Linked DNA regions of Homo sapiens: region 2 is linked to region 1. The links are chromatin contacts, found by Hi-C in ENCODE. All regions are on one chromosome and are shown on one strand. Each heading gives the region's core, a stretch centred on a gene start or an enhancer-like site at or near the end of the contact. The rest is flanking DNA. Distances are from core to core; before and after follow the strand shown. Region 1 overlaps TRPM5 (transient receptor potential cation channel subfamily M member 5). Region 2 holds the start of ASCL2 (achaete-scute family bHLH transcription factor 2).

Region 1 (5,636 bases), core at 11-2,510:
CATGGCAGAGGCAGCATCTCGACCATCGAGGGAGCTCTGCTGGGTGGGCTGCGCCTGACCACTCAGCAAACTGAAGAGGTACAGGAGGGAGTCTTCAGGTTTCTCCCCCAAACAGAAGCTGGAAATGAGATGTCTATATGTGAAGCCCCCAGAGAGGCCTGGACCTGCCCCTGTCTTCTGTGAGGGAGTGAACTGCCTGGAGGTGCCTTAGAATCACCCACAGGGAACTGGGCTCGCAGGCGGGCCCCTGACTTTGAAAGGTGCCTCCTGATTGAATCTGGAGGATAAATCAGGCCTGGCCAAACGGTGCCCGGGCCAGCAGGGCTTCCGCAGAGCAGAGCCAGACCCTCCGCCTGTGTCCCTAGAGTTTGACGAGACTTTGTGTTTTCAATTCTAAAGAGTGCTCAGTTGACCGGGCACAGTGGCTCATGCCTGTAATCCCAGCACTTTGGGAGGCCAAAGCAGGCAGATCACCTGAGATCAGGAGTTCAAGACCAGCCTGGCCAACATGGTGCAACCCCGTCTCTACTGGGAAAAAAAAAAAAAAAAAAAGAGCCGGGCATGGTGGCACATGCCTATAATCCCAGCTACCCGGGAGGCTGAGGCAGGAGAATTGTTGGAACCTGGGAGGTGGAGGCTGCAGTGAGCCGAGATTGCACTCCTGCACTCCAGCCTGGGGGATGGGGGACAGAGTGAGATTCTGCCTCAAAAAAAAAAAAAAAAAACAGAGGGCTCAGTTGGCCTTGCCAAGAAATTACAATTCTGTTTCTAAATATTGTATATTGTTCATAGATGTTATAAATAATTATATGCTTTGTTTATGAATATTATTTACACACTAGCGTTTTCTTAGTAAGTCCAGCTTTTGAACGTGCGACTGGCCAGAGGTGCCCATTTCTCGGGTGACGCTGCCCTCTGGCGGCAGCATACCTCACGCCTGGCGGCGGGAAGTAGCCCTCTTTCAACTCACGATCTCATTTTGCCTCTTAGAGTCCCGGAGCCTCTGACCACGGCAAGGCCCAGTGAAAACAGAACTGCACCTGCTCTGGTGGGAATGTCACTGTCCAGTCAGAGCCACTCTGTCCAGCTGTGCCTCCTTCACCACTCTGCCCAGACAGCTCCTCCTCCCAGGCCCCCACGGCCCAGGCCCCCACGGCCCAGGTCTCGGTGCTCAGGCATGCGGGGTGCGTTCTGCCTGGGAAGCCCTCCCCCTTCTCCCTGGCGGTCACCCCCACTCTCCCACAGGCGGGTCCCTGGATCCCCACTGGGTCCCAAGGCTTCCCTGGGTGGCTGGGGCGGGTCTCACCCCCGTAGCCCGCCCTCTGCTCCGAGATGTGCTTCTCCAGCCTCAGCCGCAGCTCCGTCAGCCCATCGCCCTTCCCCGGGGGGCCTGGCTCCACCAGGATGAAGTGGGAGAGGTTGCTGTCCAGTGAACAGAGGGGGCCCTGGCTGCCGCCGTCATCCTCAGGGTAGTGGACAGGAAAATCCTCCTGCGCCCATGCAGGGAGACGAGGCTGAGCCCTCGAGAGGCAGCTTGGGCTGGTCCCGCTGCGGGATCCTCCCTGCCAGGCCGTGCACACCACGCCATGGGGCCCCGCACAAGGCTTCTGCCCGAGCCTTGGTTTCCCCACCCTTCAGACAAAAGGAGGGACGAACAGCTGGGGCCCGGGGACCCTCCTTCGACAGTCAGGGGCAGGGGCGGTGGGGAGCGGGTTCTTTTAGACAGAACCATGGAGACAGCCCAGGCTGCCGGGAGCACCTCCTTCCCGACTCTAGGGCTGGCGTCCAAACATCCACCAGGGGCTGCCCGGGCCTCCCTCGGTAGTGCCTTAGACAGACCCCAGCATGGGGGACGGAAGCTGCTTGCCCAGGCTTGGAAAGGGCTCGGGGCCTGGGCCCGTGTGGTACAGGAGGGGGTGAGGGCCCGCGCCACAGTCTACGCTGGCCGTTCCCTATGCGGTACTGCCACCTGCCGGCCGTGTGCTGGCTCTGCCCGCTCCCTGCTCTTCCTCCAGCTCGAGTCCTGTCCTCCCAGAGCTCTGCCCGCTGCCCAAACCCTTCTGAGCCCCTGCCTCCAGGCCCCCAGCGGTCGTGGTGCTGGGAGCTGGACGTGCACCTGGGCCTCCTCCAGAATGCGGCGGTGCAGGACGCGGCCCAGCGAGGCCATGCCGACAGCAACCACACGGACCTTGGTGGACGTGCTGGCCAGCGAGTGGTCGCGCACGGCCTGCCCGACATGCCTGGCCAGGCCCACGCGGAGGGCACTGGTCAGGATCCAGGCTCCTGTGGGGATGGAAGAGGGCCTCGTTGTGCCGCACGCCCCAGGTCTTCCCTAGCTGGCCCCACGCCCTAACCCCTAGGCCCAATCAGCAGCCAGTTACCTGGGAGCCAGGGGTGGGTGCTGGGGAATGCCTCACGGTGGGGTGGGGAAGCCGAGGCCCAGAGAGGGCAAGGCACCCACCCAAGGCTGCTCAGCAGCAGAACTGGCTGGGCCCAGAACCTGTGAAGTGGCACCCCCACCCCACCTGGAGCGCACAAACTGGGGTCCAGTCCCCCCACCGTGCTCCCTCCGGGACACATCCGACACAACTCTGTCCAGCTGCCTCTGCTGGGTGAGAATCCCAGGATGTTTTCCCAAATGACAAAGCCCTCGGCCCTTGTCTGGCTGGAAGATCTCTTTGGGTTTGCCACAGTCATTTAGTGAGGGATCCTGAAACCTCAAGTCCTTTTCTCCTGGGTGTTGTATAGGCCAAGCTGCCTCAAAAAACAGCCCAGCCATTGGACTCTGGCCCCTGCAGCTGGCGGCCCGACTGCTTCCCCAAGGGGTCCCACCCTGTATACACCCGGGTGCTCTGGTCCCAGGTGAGTGGGAGCAGGGACATCTCATGGCGGCCCATGGGCCCTGCTAGTGGAGGGGGCAGCTCTAAGGAAGGGCCAGGCCCAGCTGGGGGAGGTCCTGGTCCAGTACGTAGGCACTGCTGCACCTGTGGGTACTGCAGAGGACGGGCTGAGAGTTTCGGGAAATGTTCTCGTGATGGCCTGGAGAGTCAGGGGGTCTGGCTGCCGTGTGGGGTGGGAGCATTGCCTGTGCCGGGTGGGGGGACAGTCAGGGGGTCTGGCTGCCCTGTGGGGTGGGAGCACTGCCTGTGCCGGGTTGCGGGGACAGTCAGGGGGTCGGGCTGCCCTGTGGGGTGGGAGCGCTGCCTGTGCCGGGTGGGGCCTCACCTGTGCTCTGAGCCGCCTTCACCAGCCCCTTGCGCAGCACATCCCGCAGCCAGGACTTCATGGCGAAAGGCTGCTCCTCACCCACCAGGGACACCACCAGGTTGGGGGCCGGCAGGTGCCACTCAGCAAGCAGCAGGTCAAAGAGCACAGACGGGGCCACTCCGCTCGGCACCCGTACAAACTGCAAGGCAGGTCTGCAGCTCAGGGCTTTCGGGGCACGGGGCATGGGAGCTGCTGGGCATTGGGGGGGGCTGGACACAAGGGGGCACTGGGGAGGTGCTGAGCATGGGGGGACACTGGGCACTGGGAGGTGCTGGGCATCAAGGGGGCTGGACACAGGGGGTACCGGGGAGGTGCTGGGCATTGGGGGCAGGTAGCAGGAGGAGAGTGGCCCCCAATATCCCTTCTGGGACAGGGCCAGTCCTCCCTTGACCTGCTGTGTGACCTGGGCAGTCCTGACCCCTCTCTGGGCTGGCATCCCCCTCAGTGAGCCGAGGGCGCTGGACAGAGGTGGGGCCCTGGATGCACTTGACCTTGCACCTCCAAATCTCTCGGGGGGACTTCAGGGGTCCCGGTTATTGCAGGGAGGTAGGAGGCCGGCCAGAGCCACTCCTTCCAGCTCTGGAACTCTGCCTGTCTGGGGGCTCTGAATATGGCCCCAGGGGAGCAGACCCCAGGGGTGAGGAGGACCCTGGCACTCAGCTTCCAGGGAAGGAAATGGGGCCTCATGGGTTCCAGGTCAAGGCGGACATCACCTGAGGCCTGGGGCCTGCCCTTACCTTGCCTCGCTTCTTCCCAGACCCTCCAAAGTTGACCTCGCCCCTGTGCAAGCCCAGCTCCCGCCGGTCTTCAGCATCCCCGGGGCTTCCGGGACGGGGGCCTTGGACATCCTGCATGGTGGCCTCTAGAGCTGCAGGGATACCCTGGCCCTTGAGGGCTGAGAAGGCCCATCCCCACCTCCCTCCCCTCAGGGGGCTGGCTCTGCTTTCCCCTGGGAAGCCCCTCTCCAGCCAACATGCACAAGGAGACCTGGGGACTGCCCCCAGGCATCTCTGCCCCAGGGACCTTCTCTCCAGCCAGGCCCTGCCCAGCGACCCCCTGCAGCTCCGACACTCGCTGTAGCACCGCCCCAACCAAGCTCCTTCCCAGGTGAGGATGGGATGTGTGGGGCTCCGCTGTCAGCGCCTGGTTCCTCTACTCACCCCACTCAGGGCACCTCAGGTTGGCCACACCTGCAGACATTTCTCCAGAGGCCTTTTGTGGGGATGACCTGGAAACTCCGAAAGACTCAGCAGAGGCCTTGCAGTCCCCTGGCCACACAGCCCACCCGCTCCCAGGACAGGGATGTGGAGACCCTGGGTGCACCTGGGTAGAGGTGAAAAGGTGAGACAGGTGCCCTCAGCTCAAGTGCAGGAGGCGGTGTGGACGAGAGACCACCTTCCTTGCCCAGGAGGTCCAGGAGGCCCAGGACACACAGAGAGAGGAGGCCTTGCCCCGGCCCACACAGCATCAGCAGCAGAGCTATTCCCGTGGCGCTCCCACATCAGCAAGCGGGGGTAGAAGAGGCCGCGTGCGCCTCAGCCCTATTCCCTCAACCCTCATGGGGCTCATGTCTCCCAGCTGCCCGGTGAGGTCGGGCATCTCAGCCCCTCTCTATGTGGCAGGGATCCAAGGATCGGCACTGGCCCCTCAGCGCCCTGGCTCCGCCCCTGCCCACAGCCTCATCTGTCAGCTGCCCAGCCCCAGCCTGGCTGACCTCGGTCTGGCTTGGTCCCACCTCCCTCCGATTGCTCCTCTGAAAACTCAATATTGGAAGCTGGTGCTTGAGGACAAGCCCTGGCAGGCCGAGGGCACCTGCTCCTCTGTCTGCCCTCCTGGAACCACGCGTCGGGTCACAGGCCGCTGGGCAGAGGTCTCCGTGGGCCCCCAGCCACCCTACCCTGTCCGACCTGGGGCTACCTGGCAGCTCCTGATCCCACAGGGCTGTCCCTTGGTTCTCCTGTGCCCACCTTGTACCCAGGCGCTCTGGGCTGTGTCCACCACAGAAGCCCTTTGTGAGAAGACAATGGACCGTTCTGTAAAAACCTTCATTTCCTAGAGAGGGGCCCACCTGTGACCCCAGGAGGGGATACAGGAGTTGGGGGGAACTTCAGAGATGAGAGGGAGTGTGTCCTGGGACCCCTGGGGCTGGCTTTGGGGCAGAGGCTAAGGCCAAGGCCCTCCCCATTAGGCCTCTGGAGCCAGCACAGTTACTGCATCCCCAAACAGGTATGTCCAAGTCCCAAACCCCAGGACCTGGGAATGTGACCTTTGGAAACAGGCCCTTTGCAGATGTATTAAGATGTAAGTAAAGATGAGGCCATGCTGGAGCAGGGGGAGCCCTGATTCCCAGGTTCTGATAGAGAAAGGGG
Region 2 (5,480 bases), core at 1,299-3,798, 150 kb before region 1:
AACTCCTCCCAGAGGCCGTTGAGGTGGGTCTGGTCAAACCCATTTGCAAGTTAACCCACTTGCCCTGGGCTGCCCAGCTGCCACGTTAGTGGAGATCTGAGCGTGGTGGCCTGCGCAGGAGCCCATGCCCTCAGCCCCACAGCCGGTGCTCTCTGGTCAGACCACCTCAGCCTAGCCCCACACCCAGCACTTACCCCAGCCCTCGGGATGGGTCAGCAGCCTCCAGCCTGCAGCTTCCAAGCCAGCGAGTAGCCCTGTCTGGACAACCCACCAGCCCACCACCTCCTGGAGGATGCCCCCAGCCTCACAAGGTGTCCCAATGGCTCCGCTATCAACGGCCTGGCTGCACTCCAGATCTCACCCAGACCCACCCTACGGAGGAGGCAGCAGGGTTTGAGGAGTAGTGACCACGGAAGTCTGGCCGTCACCTGGGAAGTGTAGGTGATAGGAGCCACTGGTAAACAGAACTGATTTATTTATAAAGTTCACGCTCCCTTGAAGAGGTGTGCCCCACACAGGCTTCTCCCTAGCAGAGCAGCAGTGCCCACAAACCCACCCCAGGGTGGGCTGTCACGGGGGCCTCACGCCAGGGACCCCGCCCCTCAGGGACTGCTCGTGTCCAGATCTTGGCCAGCATGGAAAACTCCAGATAGTGGGGGCAGGGGTCCAGGTCATCTTTATTACGCCCCAGGTCAAGGGTTCTTTGTACAAAAATAGGTCTCCGTTTGCCAGCAGTGTCCCTCCAGCAGCTCAAGTTAATGTGTAGAAAATGGATTCTCTGTGCCCTTAGAAAATCCTCTCCCCTCCGGAAAAATCTCCAAGTGTTGGTGCCCCCCGCCCCACTGCAGTCGAGAAGCTGTGGGGAGGGGCGGCGTCGGAGGAAGCCGCCAGCCCTTATGGGGCCAGCTCCAAGCCCGTTTCCACCGCGGCATTGGTCAGGCTGGGCCGGACGAACGAGGCGGCGTCGGCGGTGCGGGGGGTGGTGGGTGGGTCCCCGGCTCGCTGGGGGCGGAGCGCGGGCCGGTCCACCTGGCGGGCTCCCCGGCGATGAGCGCGCCGGCCGCTCGCTCGGCTTCCGGGGCTGAGGCTGCGGGGGGAAGGTGGGGAACCAAACGCGCGTCAACGCGGGCGCGGGCCCGGGGCAGACCCCGCCCGGGCCGGCCCTGCCCGCACCTCCCCCAAGCGAAGTCGGCAGTTTCGTTTGCTCGGTTGGTTTTGGAGTCTTGAGTCCGTGGGTGCCGCGACTCGGTCTGAGACACGGCGGGGGCGGGGCGGGCGCTCGGAGCCGCGGTGAGTCAGGGCTCCGCGCCCGCCGACTCATTTCTGCCGCCCCGGCCCGGGAGCGCGATTTGCAATGCAAAGTCACCCCGCCTCCAGCACCCCAATCTGCCCCAGGATCCGCCAGCACTAGAGACCTCAACGGCCCGACGGCCGCTCCCCTCCCCTCGTCTACCCCTCCCTCGTCGGCGGCTGAGCCGCGAGGGGAAGTTTTGCAATCCCGGACAAACAAACGCCGGTCTTGCACGGGCTTGAAAAACTTTGGGGGAAATGAAGAGTGAGCGAAATCGAAGCCATCGCTCGGGCCTGGCGCTCGGCTCCGCGGGCTCCTGGGGGCGCGACCCGCCGGGCCTGCCCACCCCGTCCCTCCACCCCGGCCCCCGGCCCTCCCTCCTCCCTGCCTCCCGGCTGTTACCTCATAGGTCGAGGGCGCTCAGTAGCCCCCTAACCAGCTGGAGAAGTCGAGTAGCTCGCGCTCCGCAGGACTCAGCGCGCCTTCGCAGCCGCTGTCGTCCGACGAGTAGGCGGAACGCGGGGAGCCGGGCTCCGAGCTGCCCCCGCGGCCCGGGGACGAAGAAGCGCGGGAGGGCGAGGCGGCGACCGGGGTGGTCCCTGGCGGCCCGCGGGGCGCAGACGGCCGCACGGCCTGCGGCCTCAGCCCTCCCGCCAGCGCGTTGCGCACGGCGTCGTGCTCGGCCAGCAGGCGCTGCAGCGCGCGGATGTACTCCACGGCTGAGCGCAGCGTCTCCACCTTGCTCAGCTTCTTGCTGGCGCCGCCGTGCGGCACGTGCTGCCGCAGCGCCTGGAAGCCCAAGTTCACCAGCTTCACGCGGTTGCGCTCGCGCTCATTGCGCCGCGCTACGGCCGCTGCGCCGCCTCCGGTCTCTGCGGTGGCCGGTCGCCGCCGCCGGCTGCAGCGCAACAGTTCCGGGGACGCGGGTCTCCGCCGGGCAGCGCAGCCGACAGGGACGGGGGGCGCAGGGGGCGCGGACCTGGGCAGTGTGCCGCCGTCCATCGCGCCTGCATCCACCCGCCCGCTCCAGGTCCCGGCGCGCCGCAGGAAGGTGCAGGCAGAGGAACCGGAGGCGACGGGGAAAACTGTGGCGCCCCAAGGGGGCTTCTGGCACGGCGCCGCCAGGCAACTCCCCAGGGCACGCGTCCTAGGTCGTCTGGAGCCCGGGGATAGGAGGCCTAGTGGTGGCAGGCCGTACGCGCCAGGGAGCGTGGGACGCTCGTGTCCCGCGCGTGCGGCCGGACTCTCCCAGGTCTCCGCAGGCGCGGCGCAGGCGGCTGGTTTTTAAATGTATAGATAACCCTCCTCCGCGCCGCCGCCGTCGCCTTTCTCACGCCCTCCTTCCTTCGCCTCGCCCTCCCGCCACGCTTCGCCCTCCCCCTCGCGCGATCACATTCTGTAAGGCCCAAAGCGTGCGCATGTCCCCCTAGCCCATCCCCCGGACGCAGTCCACAGATCCCCAGTGCGCCCAACTGGCGAAATCTGCGAGTTCCCGGTGCGCCCCCTGCTCCCGGCAGGTGCTTAGTGCGCCCCCAAAGCAAGGTACGCAGGTCCTGGGTTGAGCCTTCCCGTACCCCCACCCTAACCCCGCGCGCAGCCCCGCCAGTCCCAAGAGCCGCCAGACCTTCGCACGCGCAGCGCGCGCTGTGGGAGGGAAGGCGCGGCCCTGGCGACAACACGGCTGTTCGGGAGGCGCGCAAGATCCCCGGGGGCAGCACGCGCCGCGCAGCCCACACCCACGCCCCACCCTCCTGGGGCCGAGGAGGCGGGGGCCAGGGTCTCAGCCAATCGTGGGCCACCCGTTTGGCCAATCGCGCAGGGCGCGGCTCCACGCCCGGCCCCATTGAGGAAGCGCGTACGCGTGGCGCGTGGCTCACGGGGAGCATCGCTAACAAAGCTGGGTTCCTGCTGGGCCCCGCCCTGCTCCTCGCCCCCGCGACTGGGCTGGGCGCGCTGTCCCCTAGCGCAGCTATGTCCCGAGCGCGCCCCCACCTGTGCGTTAATCTACTGGGAATGGGGGTGGACTGCGCCTTACCTGGGGCGGGGTGGGGCTTAAGGAGTGGTCGAGACTGAGGCGGGGTGGGAGGTTCAGGTTCCCGGGGCGCCTTCCCCAACCCGCCCCGCTTTCCCCGTCCCTCCACGCGCACCCTGCCTGTGGTTTCCGTGCGCCCCCGGCCTGAGGGCTCTGGGCGGCACCTTAACCCGGAGGGCCTGGAGGTCTGCACCCGACCGCCTTGTGCCAGGACGGTCAGGTCCACGCCCTCCCCCACCGTGGCTCCCTCCATCTGCAGTATCCCCCACCTCCAGCCCGTCCTGCCCTCCTGTTCTCCGTCTCGCTTCCCGTCGGTGCCTCCGGGATCTCACAGCCCTCGCACCTCTTTTGTGACCCAGGCTGTTTTTCTGCACCCCCCTCTCCCCTGAGGGCACTGAGATTGGGCCATTGGCCTGAAGGTCTCTGGGAGCAGCACCCTTCCAGGGGAGGTGGGACGTCGAGAACTTCTCCCTAAGAGATGCGGGGAAATGGTGGGGCCTGAGAGTGCAAACACTGCAGAAATGCGAAAAATGTAGTGTTAACGGAAGAGTTTAGGTCCTGCCTCACTGTCCGGGAAACGCGTGCCCTCGGGGGAGCCTTTGCCAAGCCGGTTTTTCCCGAAGGTGACCAGATGCTCCTGGGCCACTGCCTCTGAGACCTCAGGGAACGGAGATTTTTGTGGACCCAGCTGCCTGGAGCTGCTTTCCTGTTCCGGCCGGAGGAGGTGAGGCCCAAGACCCCTCCTGGGAGCCTGGGGGCAGATAGCCAGTGTTTACTGCCAGCCTCGGGGTGCCCACCTGCTCCCATTACCCTGCAGGATGCTGCTGGCTGGCCCACCTGGGCCCCCAGCACACCTGTGTCTCGAGTACGCCTGGCCCTCCTGCCTTGGGAGGGGCCGGAAGAGTAGCACCTGCCTGGGAGCTGGTGGTCTGCGGTCTCTATTTGGCAGATGAGGAAGCCGACTTGGAGAGAACCCTGGATGTGTCCACAGTCACTCCTCCGCCCAGTGGAGCGATCCAGGCAGAAATCGGGGCCCTGAGTCTGAATCCGGGTTCTGCAACCAGGGCAGATGCGGGCTTGCCTCTGCTCCCTGTCCCTGGTCTGAGAGCCCATTCTTCCCAGATGGTCACTTGGCAAATCACAGCCTGGCATGGATTGTTCTGCCCTCCTTCTGCTGCCTCCCTCCTTCCCCTTGTCAAGGCTGCAAGACCAGGATCTAGGAACGATCCTGGAGCCCTGCAAACTAGGCCTTGGAAATCCCTGCTGGATTTCCACCTCCCGGGCTGGGAGCCCCTCGGTCATCTGTTGCTGTGTAAGGAGCCACCAGGATTTTAGCGGTCTGAACAACGATGTATTATTTCTCAGGATTCTGTGACTTGATGGGTGGGCCCTCTGCTGCTCTGGGTGTGGCTGCATACACCCCGGGGGTCAACAGGGACGAGCGGTACAGCGGCTGGGTTGCTCTCTACCCGGTCTTCGTCCAAGCCCCTCCACAGCTGGTAAGATCTCCGGAGCAGGACCTGCAAGCCCTCTTCAGATCACCCCAGAACTTCCTGTCTAAAAACTGAAGCCTCTCACTGCCCAGGCATGGCTTCTTGCTACCCTGCCCTCAGGCACAGTCCTGCACCCACCTGCGTCTGCTGTGCCATGTCCAGGCCAGTCCCCCCCCACCACCAACACCTCTCTCTATCTTCATCCTCTTCCCAATCTGGTCCTCCCACCGCTGTGGAAACCCCGTCTGCCCCCAAAGCCTAGCTTAAAAATAATTCCCTAGGGACCTGTGTCTCTCCCTGCCTCGGCCCCTCCTTCATTCCTGGGTGCCTCCGGCTGTGCAGCATTTGACACTGCAGCACCCCCCTTAATTCGGAAGCATGCTGTCTCCTGGACTGGTGAGTCTCCACACTATCTGAGCCGTCTTCTCTGGAACTCTTGGCCTCTCAGTCCGTTCTGAGAATACAGCCTTGGTAAGCACGGTGCCCACATGAATGTTTCCAGCAGCAGGATTCAAAATAGCCACATGTCCATCAACAGATGAGTGGATAAACAAAACATGGTCCAGAATAATGGAAGATTACTCAGCCCTAAAAAGAGACGAAGCTGGTGAACCTCGAGAACACGAGGCCGCGTGAACGAAGCCAGACACCGAGGACCACGTAG

Evidence for each region. A loop is a pair of places that touch in the nucleus more often than their neighbours do. Pooled maps may share reads with other maps.
Region 2: a map of naive thymus-derived CD4-positive, alpha-beta T cell shows a loop between it and region 1 (23-fold over the local background). The contact joins the promoter of ASCL2 here to the enhancer-like site in region 1. A Hi-C loop is called at or near these places in 1 of 168 maps with a recorded cell type or tissue (naive thymus-derived CD4-positive, alpha-beta T cell), 1 of 37 single-sample maps with no recorded cell type and 7 of 50 pooled maps.

What each region holds. Positions count from the first base shown.
Region 1 is chr11:2,418,916-2,424,551 of GRCh38, forward strand. TRPM5 (transient receptor potential cation channel subfamily M member 5) reads right to left here. Exons shown (of 29, transcript NM_014555.4): 5 at 4,428-4,590; 6 at 4,005-4,135; 7 at 3,226-3,406; 8 at 2,117-2,283; 9 at 1,307-1,490. The coding sequence starts at 4,121. Among named protein-coding and RNA genes, the nearest start is that of TSSC4, 21 kb to the left of the region's middle. Within about 2 kb of position 1,261, at least 2 of the 41 ENCODE cell types and tissues checked have a DNase peak (open chromatin) inside an H3K27ac peak, as active enhancers do.
Region 2 is chr11:2,268,040-2,273,519 of GRCh38, forward strand. It overlaps ASCL2 (achaete-scute family bHLH transcription factor 2), which reads right to left and starts at 2,549. Exons shown (of 2, transcript NM_005170.3): 1 at 1,694-2,549; 2 at 459-1,087. The coding sequence starts at 2,293. The coding sequence ends at 1,712.